2 separate regions of the Homo sapiens genome follow, and region 2 is linked to region 1. Evidence: read pairs that join two places in POLR2A ChIA-PET (ENCODE). Cell type or tissue: MCF 10A. All regions are shown on one strand. Links, peaks and the distances in the headings refer to the core of each region. The heading gives the core; the rest is flanking DNA.

The links. ChIA-PET counts read pairs that join two places held together with the same protein. Peaks named below come from ENCODE experiments on the same cell type or tissue, not always from the same donor. Only the 100,000 strongest peaks of a DNase experiment are listed, where the experiment ranks them.
Region 2: POLR2A ChIA-PET joins it to region 1 with 6 read pairs; 3 of 35 experiments call an interaction of 5 or more read pairs at or near these places.

The regions. Positions count from the first base shown.
Region 1 is chr3:71,419,535-71,427,756 of GRCh38, reverse strand. All of the region lies in intron 3 of FOXP1 (forkhead box P1), which reads left to right. Among named protein-coding and RNA genes, the nearest start is that of MIR1284, 120 kb to the left of the region's middle. RefSeq lists an enhancer at 5,708-5,757. In MCF 10A, for the core only: no CTCF peak of the experiment used is centred there; a DNase peak (open chromatin) is centred at 4,336.
Region 2 is chr3:71,532,383-71,540,604 of GRCh38, reverse strand. All of the region lies in intron 2 of FOXP1 (forkhead box P1), which reads left to right. Among named protein-coding and RNA genes, the nearest start is that of MIR1284, 5.6 kb to the left of the region's middle. In MCF 10A, for the core only: no CTCF peak of the experiment used is centred there; DNase peaks (open chromatin) are centred at 3,264 and 4,114.

The DNA of each region.
Region 1 (8,222 bases), core at 2,592-6,591:
ATTGTTTTTGACCCCTCACCCCTCATGTTCCCTTAGTTCCTGAATCCTGTGACTTCCGTCCATCGCTTGTATCATTCTCCTTCCTGAGCATCTCCTCTCATTCTGGTCCTTGGTATGTTTTGTCCATACAATTGTGATAGCCTGAGGCTGACAACTCTGCCTTTATATGTCCCTCCTGGAAGAACCCAAATCATATCACGTGTGTTTGTTCAGAACCTTCAGTAGCTCCTTTTTTTCACAAGAGAGCCCAGGCTCCCTAGCCCGGCATCCGGGGCCTTCTGTGATCTCCTTGCAAACTCCATCTGCGGCATGGTTTCCAGTTCTCGCTAGCTTTACGCTTTACATGCCCTTCGCTGCAGCCAGACCCTCTCCGTAGGATACCTCTAATATCACTGACACTCTCCTGCGCGTGTGTCCCTGCTCCTTTTGCTCTGTGTGAAATGCTTTGTCTCCCTTCTCCGTTTTGTATCCATTTATTCATTCATGTATTCTGCAGCCATGGATTGAGTACTATATTTGTGCCAGACCCTGGGCTACATATTAGATATATGGTGGTGACCCAAACAGCTGCGATTCCTGCCTTTATGATCTGTTAAGGGAAGAGTCAAATAATAAATAAACCAAGAGAGACATAAAAGCATAAATTGGGGTGATTATATGAAAAAAAAAATGCATCTGATTTTTTTTTTTTTTTTTGAGATGGAGTCTCGCTCTGTCACCCAGGCCAGAGTGCAGTGGTGCGATCTTGGCTCACTGCAGCCTCTGCCTCCCAGGTTCAAACGATTCTCCTGCCTTAGCCTCCTGAGTAGTTGGGATTACAGGCATGTACCACCATGCCCGGCTAATTTTTGTATTTTTAGTAGAGATGGGGTTTCACCATGTTGGTCAGGCTGGTCTCGAACTCTTGACCTTGTGATCTGCCTGTCTTGGCCTTCCAAAGTGCTGGGATTACAGGCGTGAGCCACCGCGCCTGGCTGCATCTGATGTTTTAAGAGACAGTGCAAGAAGGGGAACTATTTTAGAAGGACTTCCCAAGAAGGTAATTTTTAAGTGAAGTGTTGGAGGATGAGAGGAAGAACACCATGCATAGAATTGAGAAAGAGCCTTTTAGGCAGAGGAGACCTTGAGGTGGGATGAGCGTGTGTGGAAGGGATGGAAAAACTCTAGCACTTTCCCTGTTAAGTTTCCATTTTTCCTTCATATAGCCACAGTAACCCTCCCTTTATCAGAAACCACATTTAGTTGGCTCAGCTGGGTTCATCTCTACTTATCCTGTGCATTCATTCCACTTGGGTCGTCTTGTAGAAGACTTCTCCTCTTTGCCTAATACTAAATCTTTTGAATAGTCTCCCCTGAATTCTTTGAGGGCAGTGACTATATACCATACGTTTCCATGGTCCTTCCTGACATCTTCGCAAGGAGAGACTCCCATCTAACAAGAGTTTACAGATTGTTTGGTGATTTACTGGGGCTGCATATTTAGGAAAATAGCTTACCATTAGCCAGGAGTTGAGCTTATAGTGTTAATTCCCTCCCCTGACTCCTTTGCCTGATTCTTTCAATGTTCATAGGATCTTTTCAATCCTCAGACCTACCTGCATTTCCAGAGTGCCCTGTTTTCTAGCTCTTAGGTCAAGAGGTATCACCATCAAGTTAATATCCTCTTTCAACATCTCATAGGATCAGAGCTGGCATGATGAGAGGCTCATGCATTGAGCTGATGCTAGGGTATTTTCAGTCCTGGGCAGAGACCTGGATGAGCCAGCATGTTAGTCAAACCCAGCTGGCCTGCAGACTGTGGTCTTAAACAGGCCACACTATTGATTGATGTGGTTCAGCTATACGTGGGTGAGTGTACATGGTTGGGATCCTGGAAATTTGCAAGAGTTTGAATAAGCTCAATTTAATGGCCCTTCATGTTGGATGAATGTCATGGTAGAGAAAGAAATGAGGGCAAATGTTGAGGTATTCATAGATACTCATAAATCTCATGTCTTTTTCAGTTCTTTTTTTTTTTTAAGTGGTTTGATTGCCTTGACCAAATGAAATCTTACTCAGAGCCCCCCCACCTTTAAAATAAACAAAAGTTGAGTTATTATGGTTGAGTAAGGGCATGAGTTCAAAGCTTCTCCTTGTTTTTTTCATTCAGCAGATACTTATTAAGCATTTATTTTGCCAGGGACTCTGCCAGGAGCTGAGGAGACGGTTATACACCAGGAAGTTGAGGGAGTTCCAGCTCTGAGAAGTTGGTCTCCCCTCCCCACCCTCCACACTGCAGTGGCCCCTTGGAATGGATTTGGAAACCAGAGTCTGTATTAAGAACAGTAAAATGGCTGGGTGTGGTGGCTCACACCTGTAATTCCAGCACTTTGGGAGGCCAAGGCGGGTGGATCACTTGAGGTCAGGAGTTCGAGACCAGCTGGGCCAACATAGTAAAATCCTGTCTCTACTAAAAATACAACAACAACAAATAATTAGCCGGGTGTGGTGGCACATGCCTGTAATCCCAGCTACGCAGGAGGCTGAGACAGGAGAATTGCTTGAACCTGGGAGGTGAATGCTACAGTGAGCCGAGATTGTGCCACTGCACTCCAGCCTGGGCAGCACAGTGAGACCCTGTCTCATACAAAACAAAACAAAACAAAACGAAACAAAAAAAAACAGGAAAATGAAGACACCTTGTAGATTATTGTCTGACACTTGCAAGTTAGTAGATTTCCAGTATATGAATACAAATTCAAGATAGTGCTTTTTTTCTTTTTCTGAGTAAACACTGAGAGTATGGCAACTGCCATACACATTTCCCTCTTCCTAGAAAAAGCTTTCCCTGTTCTTGATCACTCCTTACCTCTTACAGTTGGCTTGTGACTTCCTCCCACCCCAGGCTGGACGTTGTTTCATGAAAGTGTTTGGCTTCTCCAATGGGAACATTGGATTCTTGAAGGCCAGGGCTGTGTCCTCCACTTTTGCTGACAGAAGCCAGCCCAGCATAGGCAGCAGTTGCTGGATGAATTCTGAGGACCACTTCTTCAGCTCGGCAGTGACACCAACCTTGTTTTGGTGGTTTTCCTATGATGGCTTGGAAATTAGTGGCAAAATTGGAGTGCGGATTTTTGTGGGTTTTTAAAAACCTTCTGACAGTTTTGGGTTTGATTAATACACCTCTGGAAGTTAGCTGCATTTTATGATTCTTAGGCATGGTGGTCCCCAGTGTTCTTACAGAACCACCTAATTTCCATGGTGTGGTGTGGTGGAAATATCACAAATTTAGAGTCAGGAGAACCAGACATGGAATCCTCTTTACCTGGCTGTGGGCACTGGGCAAAGCACTTGTTTCCTCATTGGTAACATTGCAAGGTTATGGTGGGGATTACAAATGAGATAGGGAAGGCGCCCTACCCAGTGCTTGCAACATCGCCAGAGCTTGCAAAAGATGGACATTATCCTAATTATGACTTGAAAGCCCAAATTGGGATTTATGATCTTCCCTGTTTGACTGCAGAGGAGGTGATGCCTCTGTTTGCCTGGTCGCCAAAATCATTGTCCCTTCCTTCTTGCTGCTGGTGAGACTATGGTTAAAGGACCATCCTTCAGCGCAGTTCTTTGTTACTTATTGAAAAAGGTTGGCATTCTGGCAGAAATGTTAGCATTAGAAATGTTTCTAAGCCAGGCCTGACAGCTTGGGCCTATAATCCAGCGACTTGGGAGGCTGAGGCGGGAAGACCACTTGAAGCCAAGAATTCCAGATAAACCTGGGCAGCATAAGGAGACCTTGTCTCTAAAAAATAAATATGTACATAAAATAAGTAAGAAATAAAAATAGAAATATATTTCTGCTGGTGCATCTTTATGGACTTGCGGGTATATTTAGGGCCATTCATGAAATCATGTGACCTAAGACAAGCTGATTAAATACAACTGAAGATGTCTCAGGCTCAGCTAGATCACACATAGAATGGGCGGGGCGGCGGGGGAGCATAATAGCACTTCCCTGCCAGGGTTGCTGAAGGGCTCAGTGAGGTGGGAGATACAGTGTGCCTGGGATGCAGATAACGTGACTGAGAAATCCACACAGGCCAGCCTGGGAGGCCCCTGTGTTGGCCCCATGGCCAGCTACCTCTCTAATTCTGGTTCTATGGCCTATGATTCTTTGTCAGGTCTGCTTTGTACCCCTGGTAGAACCATGTCTGAGCATGCCAGCCAGCAGGGGGATGCTCTTTGTGTGAGGAGAAGCTGGTCTAATCCCGGATATCCTATAAAGTTGAGCAGTTTGCGAGGGGAGACAGAGGACACGCCTTTAGGACTAATGTGTTTTTCCTTGGCAGAAGTCCAAGGTGAACCTCTGTCTTTGCCAAAGGAACACCGCTTCAGGGCCTGTGACTAGGATGTTCTGAGTGGCTGGGTTGGTCTTGGGAGTGGGAGCCTGGAGCCTTCTCACTTTGGATGCACGCTTGGTCTTGCTCTGCGATGCGCTTGGCAAGTTGCCACAATTCTTATGTCTCTCTCTGCTTCCTCATCTGTGAAATGGGCTTAATAGCACCTAGGGAAGGAAGAACTTGTAGGTGCTGTGTGGATTCATAAATTCACCCTCAGTGAGAGCTTTGAAGATGTGAAATTGTCTCTGGGGACTTGGAGGTGTTCTAAACCTGTTGAACCAGAGACATTGGCATCTTACTGGGTTGCCTGTAGCAGCTGGAGAGTTGGAGGCCTCAGATATTGGGCTGGGTGTTGGGCTTCAGGCAGCTCTTTCCTGGCTCCTGAATGAGTTTTAGTTTTCTCCAAGGAAATCTTGACTTGTCTTAGCTTACACATGGGGGTTTGTATTGGAGTTTTGGTTTGTGTTTTCTCCATATGAAAGAAGGGGTGTGTGAGTGTGTGTGTGTGTGCGCGCTTGTGTGTGTGTGTACCCAGAAATGGTAGGTAACTCTTACTGAGATGAAAGAATTTCAAGGCTTACACAGCCAAGAGAGAGGGCATTCACCCCTTTTTTTCTTCCATTGGTTAAGTTTGTCCCCTAGATCCTTCTCTGAAGTGTGGGAGCTGTACAGCACTACCAGTGAGTTCCTTCTCTGTTTAATTGGAAGGACTTGTTGCAGCTTGGGCGATTATTCTTTTTGGCTTTCTTTTCGATTATTTCCCCACACTTCAGATTCATTTGAAACAAGTTTTCAGCCTTGTTCAGGTGGAAACCTGTTTTCAGTTGTGGGCTCTCCTGACCTCACTGGAAGGGTGAGAAGAGAGGTGAGGACGTGGGGGAGGGACCCCATGCCCTCACTGCTCAAAGTGTGGTCCTCAAACGAGCAGCCGCGGCATCACCTGAGTTCTTATTAGAAATGCAGGGTCTCAGGCCCCACCCCAGACCGACTGAATCAGTCTTTTGCCAAGATGGCCAGGTGATTCACGTGCATTTAGGTTTAAGGAGCACTAGAACATTTTGGATTGTATGTAGTTTTTCTAATAGGAGTGAAAAGGGGGAGGGTTGTTGGTTGAGAAGTTCGTGTTTATGCTGATGCTGTTGCATGCTTCTCTCTTCTGAAGTGCCTGCATTATCACTCCCCTTGACTTCTAACTTCCTTACGTGTTGTCCTTGACTTGTGTTAGAAAGCTGTGAAGTGTGACTGAAACTAGCGGGTGAGTTAATGTTTCCTGTTCCACATCACACCATTAAGATGTCGCAGTGCTTGAAAGTAAAAGATGTTCAGCATCCCAATTGCGGGGTGACTGCAGACTGTCTTAAAAAGTTGGGCTGGGTTGTTTGAAAATTTCAAAAGGAAGCATCTCCTAAAATGATAAAATAGGAAACCAAGGCCACGTCAAGAGGGGATCAAATTATGACTTGCCTTCTGAGCTTTTCACATGGAGGTGCTCCATCAGCAGTTCAGAGGCAGCTGGGAGGCTAATCATAGGAGGGCCAACACTGGTCTGTTTTTGTTTAAGAGAATTATGGTAGGTGGTGATGGTTTTAAGAGTAAGTCAGCCATTCTGAGAGAAGGTTTGGGCAGTGGCTTGGTGACATCATCCCACTTGGATGAAAGAAGAGTCAAGCCAGCCTTTCTTTGGTCAGGAGGTCCTGAGACCAGCGGCCCCTCTGTTTCTAGTGTGAACCATTCACTACGCAGGTGTCTCTGTCCTGAGTCGGCTGGGTTCTGATGTTTGCATATTGTGGTTATCCTAAAATAGGATGCCCTGCCATTTATTGTCCTACGCTGGGGAGATGGCCCTCACACAATTTATGCTTCTTTGAAAAAAATGTCAAATTATATAAATTCAAGATTATTTAGGAAACACAAGCGATTTTGGTGTTCTTATTGAATAAAAAGATAACTAGATTGTTCTAGCACAGAAAAAATATTGAAACCATGTGCAACTTTATTCTTTTTTTCTGAAATTACGAACAGGGCATACATTTACCTGAGGGTAGAGGATGACATCGCCTAGCTAAATTCACCTTTAATGTGTTTAATTTTTTTTATCCTGATGTCAGAATCAAGGAAAATGATATTTATTCACTTTCCCCTGTAGTTTCTTTCTTGCTTTGCGCATTCTTACTTGGTTTTTCCCAAAGAATTTGTCGCTCAGGTCTCTGCTTCAGGAAACACCTAACTCTGGGAATGATGGTGACAGATTTTGCTTTGCTGTGTCTGTCCCTTGCAGTCCAGTAGCATCCTTGGGGACATGGGCATTTCTAGTCTCATCTCAACGCTATCCTAGGGTGAGGCTTTGTGGCGTTCTGACATTATAGAGCTTGAGAGGAATGTAAAAAAACTTGTAGTCCGTGATTTCATTCACTGGGCATAGGGCTCACCAGACATGGGTTAAGACAGGAGGTAGAACTCACATGGTAGCCTGGGCAACATAGCAAGACTCTGTCTCTACCAAAAAATTAGCCGGGCATGGTGGCAGGTACATGTAGTCCTAGGTACTAAGGAGGCTTAGGTGAGAGAATTGCTTGAGCCCAGGAGTTCAAGGCTACAGTGAGCCTTGATTGCTTCATTGCATTGCGGCCTGGGTGACAGAGTGAGACCCTGTCTCAAAAAAAAAAAGAAAAAAAAGGATAGAAACTCAGATGCTTAAGGTCAGGCAGGAAAAGCGACTTTATTCATAATCCTTTTGCTTGCTTTGCTGATCCACTTGGGCAGGGTCTGGTTGTTTTACATACATATATGTAGAATGTGTGACTATGTTTGTGTATATGTTTATAGGTGCGTGTATCTGTATGTGTTTATGTGTATGCATAGAATTTTTTTCACCATTTTAAGGAGTCCCATGATAGGAACATTTGGGATGCACAGACTTCATCTTCTACACAGCTGAGGACACTGATGCTCAGAGAGGTGAAGTGGCCCCTGTAGCATCCTGATGGAATTAGAAATCATGCCACCTTCCTGCTACTTGCCCTAATATTAGTCTCATCACCTTCCATGTCACTCTTTGTGTGGCTAGACCATTGCTTGTCAAACTCCACACCCTCATTTTTGCCTCCTCTTTATACATTTGTAGTATAATATACCTAATATTTTTCCTGTAAATTGCTTTTTAAGTTTTCATCATTAGTTATTTTAACATTTTTCATAAGAGGAAACTTCAGAATTTGGCTGTAAATGGAAAACTAATATGATGGTGGGCCAGAAAAGAAAGAACACTATAAAAATAAATACCTGGTCGGGCGCAGTGGCTCCCAACACTTTGGGAGGCCAAGGTGGGCAGATCTCAGGAGTTCGAGACCAGCCTGGCCAACATGGTGAAACCCCGTCTCTACTAAAATTACAAAAATTAGCTGGGGGTGTGGTGGCGGGCGCCTGTAATCCCAGCTACTCAGGAGGCTGAGGCACGAGAATCACTTGAACCTGGGAGGCGGAGGTTGCAGCGAGCCGAGATCACGCCTCTGCACTCTAGCCTGGGCGACAAGAGCAAGACTCTGTCTCAAAATAATAATAATAATAAAAAAAAATACCTAGCTCCTAAAATGTGTGTGTGTGCATATATGTATGTGTATGTACATGTATGTGTATATGCTCATCCATTTGCCACCTAAAACCATCCCACTTACCACCCGGGGTACTTGCAGCACACTTTGGGAAATGCTGAGTTAGACTAGAAACCTCCAAATCAGTTTGCAAATGATGTGGTGAATGGAGAGACGAGTCTCTAAATGTCATTGCCCTTGGTGCACTGATGGTTGAGTCTAAGAATGTTCATGGAGATCCAGTTTCTTTCTTACC
Region 2 (8,222 bases), core at 1,516-5,515, 110 kb before region 1:
CCAAGAAGTTAATGAGATTATGTACATGAGACACTTAGCATGGTGCCCCTGCAGCACATACAGTATTCTTGTCCTTAACGAAAGTTTATTATTTTAATTGATTATCTGTTACCCTTGACAACAAAGGAAAGTAGTGATAAATGCCATATTTAGCCTTGAGTTTCAACATTTTTCTCCTGTAGATTGGTTTGTGTTTCTCACCCTTCTTGTCCCCCCTTCACTCTTTCTTTTCTAGCACCTTCTGCAGCATTTCTTGTTTTACCTTTGGGTGTCATTAGACGTTGTTTACATCATTGTCTGGCGGACCAGTGCTGTTTGCAAAAAGCTCAGGTGCTTCCTCTCCTGCTTACTCTTATTCTCTTCCTTGTCTAGTGACATTGTCTTGAACTTTCTAGCTGGGAAAGACTAAAGGGGATTTGTCACCTGGCAGGGGCCCTCACCAAACTTGTGTCATGCTTGAGAATATTTTGCCTCATTATCGTCAGTAATATCTTCAATGCACACCATTAAGACCAACCTAGGGCTTGAAGAAATGAATATTTAAGGGCATATTTATTGCCTAGATTAGAAAATACAGATTTTAAGTGTTTTCTGCTACTGATAAACTTTGTTCATTCAACAGGTGTTTATTTAGATGTCTACTATGTGCTAGGTGTGCAGGATAAGCAAGACAGACACTATTTGTGCTCTCATGAAGCTTAAAAAGCCTGACATGAATCTTGACATATAGTATCTCCCTGAAATCCAGCTTTAGTTTTACCTTCGATTTCTGTTAGGCTTTGGTCCTTGTTTCTTGTACATCTACTGATTGACTTTCTACAATTCCAACTTAAAATTTATGCTAATAAAAAAGATTTCAAGCTATTGTATTTACAATAGCATCAAAAATACTTAGGAATAGATATAATAAAAGAAGTATAAAACTCATACACTGAAAACTACAAAATATTCTTGAAAGAAGTTAAAGACCTAAGTAAATGGAAAGATATCATATGTTCATAGACTGGAAGACTTATTGTTATCAAGGTGGCACTCTCCATGTTGATCTACAGATTTAATTGCAGTCCCTACCAAAATCCCAGGTATTTTTTTTTTTTTGGCAGAAATCGATAGATTGATGCTAAAAGTCATATGGAAATGCCAGGAAGCCAGAATAGCCAAAACACTTGAAAAAGAACAGAGATGACCGAGCGCGGCGGCTCACGCCTGTAATCCCAGCACTTTGGAAGGCTGAGGCAGGTGGATCACGAGGTCAGGAGATCGAGACCATCCTGGCTAACACGGTGAAACCCCATCTCTACTAACATACAAAAAAAAAAAAAAAAATTAGCTGGGCATGGTGGCAGGTGCCTGTAGTCCCAGCTACTAGGGAGGCTGAGGCAGGAGAATGGCGTGAACCCGGGAGGCGGAGCTTGCAGTGAGCCAAGATTGCGCCACTGCACCCCAGCCTGGGCGACAGAGCGAGACCCCATCTCAAACAAAAAAAAAATAAAAACAAAAAAATAAAAAATAAAAAAACCTAAAACAAAGCTACAATAATCAAGAAAGTATGGTACGAGAATAAGTATGGAGATACAGATCAATGGAATAGAATTGAGAGTCAAGAAATAAACCCTTACATTTATGGTCAGCTGATTGTCAACAAGGGTGCCAAGCCAATTCAGTGGAGAAAGAATAGTCTTCTTAACAGATGATGCTGAGAAAAACAGTATATTCACGTGCAAAAGAATGTAGTTGGACCTCTACTTTACAACATACACATCGAAGACCCGAAAGTATTAAGACCTAAATATAGAAAACTCTTAGAAGAAATTATAGGAATAAATCTTCTTCATGACCATGGATAAGGCAGTGGTTTCTTAGATGTGAAACCAAACCACACGCAACAAAGAACAAATAGATAAACTGGGACCTAGCATTTCTACTCCTGCATATGAACCCAAGAGGAATGAAATTGTCTATCTACAGAAAAGCTTGTACATAAATGTTCATAGGAGAATGATTTATAATAGCCAAAGAGTGGAGACAACTCAGATGTCTATCAACTGGTGGATCAACAAAATGTGATGAATGTTTGCAATGCAGTGTTTTTCAGCCACAAAAAGGAATGAAGTACTCCTGCTGCACCATTGATGAACTTTGCAAACATTGTGCTAACTAAAAGAAGCCAGACACCAAGGGACCGCATATTCAATTCCATTTATAAGAAAGATCCAGAACTGGCAAATCCATTAAGACACAAAGTAGATTTGTAGTTGCAGGGAGCTGGAGAGAGAGGAATGGGGAGAGACTGCTAATGGGTATAGGATCTCTTTTGGGGGTGGTGATCTTCTAACTTATATTGTGGTGATGGTTTCACAACCGTTGAATATACTAAAATCCATTCAGTTCTATTGTTTAAAAGGGTGAATTTTATGGCATGTGAATTGTATCTTAATAAAAAGATTTCACGATCTGTCTGCATTTCTTTACTTGTAGAATGAGGCACTGCTGATTGTGCTCTCTTTTGGCTAATGCAGGGGTCAGCAAATTTCTGTAAAGGGCCAGATAGTAAATCCATTAGGCTTTGCAGGCCATACAGTCTCTCAGCTCTCTTAGTTTTGCCATTGTAGTGCAAAAGCAGCCATAGACAATCTGTAAGTGACTGGGTGTGGTTGTGTTCCAATAAAACTTTATTTATGAATACCGAAATTTCAATTTCACATCGTGTTCATGTGTCACCAAATAGTATTTTCATTGTCTTCTTCAACCATATAAAAATGTAAAAATCACTCTCAGCTCATGGCCTGTAAAAAGCAGGTGGTCAGAAAGATTTGGCCTACAGGCTAGTAGTTTGCCAACCTCTGTGCTGTTGCTACAAAAAGCTTTAAATACATGTTAGCAGCTTCATTAGAGGAGGTATTATTCTTGTCCCTATTTCAAAGATGAAGCAGTTGAGAATTCCAGAGGCTGAGGCAAGTCACCCAGATATTGGCTGCCAGGGCTGGTCCTTGACTCTGTTGAGTTCCAGAACCTGTGCCAAAAAAACACCGTCTTTCTGTCTGACCCATCTGGGTCAGTCAAGGCAGCCCAGCCCCTTCTAGCTGTGCAGGTCACTGCATGCTTCTCCGACTTGGCCTCTGCGCCTGCCTGGTGCCATTCATTATCCTGCATCTTCCATTCATTCTGGAATGCACACTTCCTTCACTCCCTTCTAGTACACTTTTCCATACTGCTGAGCCAATACCCACACTGAGCTGGGGGAAAAACAAATCCACCACCTTGCCTCGCTTTCAGTCTTTCCTCGTGACTCACTCCTTCTGGGAAGGCAATGCCTCGGCCACCTTTTGACCCTAAATCCAGCTGGAACTGAGTTCGCCTTGCTGGCTGCTGGGCTCTGCCTTGATCATCTGTCTTTCGGGAGGCAGATTGGCTGTGCATCATTTCAACCGTCTGCAGTGACAAGTTTTTTAGAGCCTCTTTGTTTCATTTAGTACCCAGGCCTTGGTTAGGACCTTAAAGGAAGTTAAAACCCCAGTGGCACCTTTTATTTAGGGATCGCTGGCTCGCTTGGCCTCAGTCTTCTACTCGCCTTTCCCACGTCCACCTGACATCCTGGGACAGTTGGCAGACCTTCCCTCCATGGCTCAGGTGGGCAGGAGGCAGAGTCAGCAGGGGTGTTAAGTCACTTCTACATCTCTGCGTGGCCGTCATCGCTGCTATTCTGCACATGTGTTGCCACTGGGGAAAATGGGACACTATATAGAGGGTGTCTTCTCCCACCACACTCTGTGGGGGTGGGAGAACCCACACCAAACGATCATCATGTTGGATTTGCATCATGGCACATTGAGAATGTGTTCAGTGGGACTGTGGATACTATGGAACCTTTCCCACAGAGTCCTTTGTAATGCCTCTGCTAGGATCCAGTTCATTGCTCAAACACCCATACATTTTTGCCCTTTATATGCGAGGATTTTATTCTGAAAGCTGTGTTATCTGTGCTGCTTTTCCAAGACAGAGCAACAACTACCAAAAAAAAAAAAAAAAAAGAGACATGGTTTAGAAGTGTTTAAGTGATAAATGCAAGCTCTTTATTTATGACTCATAATGTGGTTAAGAGTCCTTCGACTTTAGTACAGTCTCCATTCCTAGTAGTTTGGACTGTGTGAAGTGCTAAAATTCCGATTCTGTGCAAAAATGATCCTGCCAGTTGCTGACTAGGGTGACTGGGGTGTGGAGGTGAAGACATAGACCCTCTGAGCATTTGGGTAGGGGATGCGTAGGGTAAGCGAATTGCATTGTTCTGCAATTCGTGGGTCACAAGTAAATTATTGAGAGTTCAGAAACTTCTTCTTTGGCCTAAAATATTTAAAAAGTACTCCTTGTAGGGTGTCTTTGGTTATAAGTAACAGAGGGAATTTTTAGGGATGATTTAGAGTGGGATCATGGAACCCATGGTGAAATTGAAAACTGGAATCCTTCAGGACATGAGGCACCTTCTCTCTGTGTCACTCTTCTTGTGTCTCGTTGTGTTTTGACTGTGCTTTATTTTGCTCTCCCTCCCTGCAGACTACCTCAAGGCAACTGTTAGTCTGCAAATGGCCTCTCAGGACTGCCCCCAAGGGTCACCCTTGATCTCTAAGGCTTTCAGAATTCTGTCATATTATTCTGTCTGAATACTTAGTGTTCTTGTTAGGAGCCTTGGTGTTGTAGGTAGCTAACAGGCAAGCCAGGGTGGAGGGCACGGGGAGGCGTTGTGTGTATTAGAAGGATCTTGGGATATCTTTAGGACTCTGGGATGCCGCCATATCTCAGAGTGGGGCAGAACCAGGAATGGGAATCACCAGGAGCCTGAACAGAGTTCTCTAATTTCTCATCCCTGTTTCTTTCTCTTCTTTTGAGACAGAGTCTCCCTCTGTCACCCAGTCTGGAGTGTAGTGGTGCGACTGCAGCTTACTGCAGCCTTCACCTCCCAGGCTCAAAGATCCTACCTCAGCCTCCCAAGTAGCTGGGACCACAGGTGCACGCCACCACGTCCAAGCTAACATTTTGTGTTTTTGTTGTTGTTGTTGTTGTTGTTGTTAGAGATGGGTTTTTGTCATATTGCTCAGGCTGGTCTCGAACTCCTGGCCTCAAGTGATCCACCTGCCTTGGCCTCCCAAAGTGCTAGGATTCCAGGCATGAGCCACTGTGCCTGGCCTCATCCCTGTTTCTCGCTGCATATCTCTGCTTTGCCACTGGCTCTCAGCAGACTCGCCCCTCTGCTTCTCAGGCCATGACCTGCTTGCCATGAATTCTGAGTGGACCTATTAAGTTCTCCTCCAGTGAAATAACATCTTACCTGAAGGTCAGGTTCTGAAGTTAGCATATGAGATGAAAATTGCTTATGGTTAAAATATCCTTTCAGAGCCTTGGAAGTCACCAGTAAGCAGGGCCAGATGCACCTGGTTTGTGGGGCATGTGGGATCAAAGACCCACTAAAGGAACACAGGATTTTCAGCTCCTTTTGCTCCCGGGCATTTGCTCATCATTTGCACTATTACTAAATGCTCTTCCCTTCCCTGCTCCTTCTCCAAGCATTGGTACATGTCTTTGTGCTAGTTAAGCTTGAGTACATTGTGATTTCACTAGATCACACTCCCAATTTCAAGTTCAGTGTGAAGAATATAGAGGTTCTGGTTGGTCTAGCCTTGGCCACGTATGTGTCCCTCATAGGTCAGCTCTGGCTTAGAGTGGCTGGTTACATTCAGGAAATGCTCATACTTTTAAATTAAATTTGCAAAAATAAGAGAGAGTCTTGGAACAAATAATGAGAATGAGACCTAGAAAAGTGACAGTTGGAATATGGTCCCTGGCTGTGGTGAGCCCTTAAATAGAGTGTTTTCCAGGGTCTGCATAGAGTCACCTGTGGACTACTGTTGAAATGCAGATTTCTCAACCCCATCCAACCCCACTCTGGCTCTGTCCCATCTTCTAGAGGTTGAGCCAAAGATCTGCATTTTCAAGTAAGCAAACCAGATGAATCTTATCCACACTAAAGTTTAATTACTGCTTATAAGAGGAAGATATTGGGCTGTTTTAACTACATTTGGAGTAAAGCTTTTTAATTCTAGTGAGAAGTGGAGTTGACCTTTGAACTGGGGGTGTCTACTCATACGTGGATTTTTTTTCGACCACATGCAGAGTGAAAACTCAGTGTTGGTGAATGGGAAACCAGTGTATAGGGAGAGCCTTAGGGTTTTTTGTTGTTGTTGTTGTTGTTGTTTTTGACAGAGTTTTTGCCTAGGCTGGAGTGCAATGGCGTGATCTCCACTCACTGCAACCTCCACCCCCCCAGGTCCAAGCGATTCTCCTGCCTTGGCCTCCTGAGTAGCTGGGATTACAGGCGTACGCCACCACACCTGGCTAATTTTGTATTTTTAGTAGAGACAGGGTTTCACTGTGTTGGCCAGGCTGGTCTCGAACTCCTGACCTCAGGTCATCCGCCTGCCTTGGCCTCCCAAATTGCTGAGATTACAGGCGTTTGCCACCGCGCACAGCTGCCTTTGAGGGTTTTGCAGGGCTGACTGCAGGACTTGAGTATGCACGGATTTTGGTCTACTTACGGGTTCTGAACCAGTCCCCCAATATACAGACGGACAACTGTGATTATGCTCCTTCTCTTTTTTGAACAATTGGGCTTCCCGTGACACCAAGGCTTAGGGCTTTTTCTGTATTCATTTTGGGTTACAATCACCTTAAACCCATTTTTGAGGAAGGTGGATTCCAAAGAAATGTTGAGTTCTGTTATTTTTCCTTGTATTTCTTGTAGCTCTCTGGAGGATTGCATCATAATGGCTGAAGACTTTAATTATTCATTCAACAAAAGAATAAGATGGAGACTAAAATTTGTCTGGAGGATGTTTTGCATGTCATCCCAATCTTTGCTATTGCCCCCTTTAAAACACCCGAAAAATAATTCTGCAGAATTAAAGAGTGAGGGGAAGGATTTGAAATTGTTCACAGAACAATAATGGGGTTGGGGACGCCAATTTTCCACACAGTCGAAAATCTGGGTGTAACTTATGATTCCCCAAAACATAACTACCAGAGCTTACTGTAGAACAGAAGCTTTCCTGGTAACATAAACAGTCAATTAACACATATTTTGTATGTTCCATATATAATATATTGCTGTATTCTGACAATAAAGTAAGCTAGAGGAAATGAAATGTTATTAAGAATATCATAAGGAAGACAAAATATATTTACTCTTCATTAAGTGGAAATGACTCATCATCGTTCTTTACATTGAGTAGGCTGAGAAGGTGGAGGAAAGGGAGGGGTTGGTCTTGCTTGTGCAGGGCTGGCAGGGGTGGAAGAAAATCCTCTCATAAGTGGGCCTGTGCACTTCCAACCCAGGTTGTTCAAGGCTCAACTGTACATACCATGATAATGCATCTTGCCTAATTAACAGTTGTGAAATGTTGGAGTTATGTGGTATTTTTATTTCATATTAAGAAAGTCAAAAATATTTTTGTAGCAGTTGAGTTCTCACTGGCCGCTGCAGAAGTATTTGTTAAAACTTGTATGGTAACTTTACCTTCTGGTAGATTCTAAACTCTTTCTTTCTGATTGCAGGAGCAAGATGTATCAACCAGGGTCCTATGCTTTGATTTGGAATGTTTGAATATGACTCATGTTTATTTCCTTCAAGGATGAAGTGTGTATACCTCAGTAGATCCTGTCCCCCGCCTCGCCTCCTGAAAATGTATGCTTAAAAACAAATTATGAAGTTATTGCTAGATATGTGGTTGGAGTGGCCAGTGTAAACTTAGTTGTTGCTTACGGCACTTTCTGTTCTCTGTGGAACAGAAGGGCGGGGCAGGTGGGGAACTGGAAGAAGCAGCTTCCCTTTGCTTTTCCTGCCAAATTTAGTAAAAAAAGAAAAAAAAGAGGGAGGCCCCACCTTGTCTTCATCTCCTGTCTGCACAGTTGGGCATGGATTGGGAGGAGATCTTGCCAACACTGTGAGTTTTAATAAGTTATTTTAAAAATTTCCTACCTTAAGGAAACTCACACTGACACCAAATTAATTTTTTTAAAAAATCATTCCACTAGGACCTGTCTTGCCAACAGTTTTGGGTAAAACACTGAAGGTAAGATGACAGCCATCCAGGGAGTGTATTTGGTTTGTGGGACCATCCACTTTTGGGTGTTTGAGTAACTTCATTAATAGTTTCTTTGTGCCGGCCGTGGTG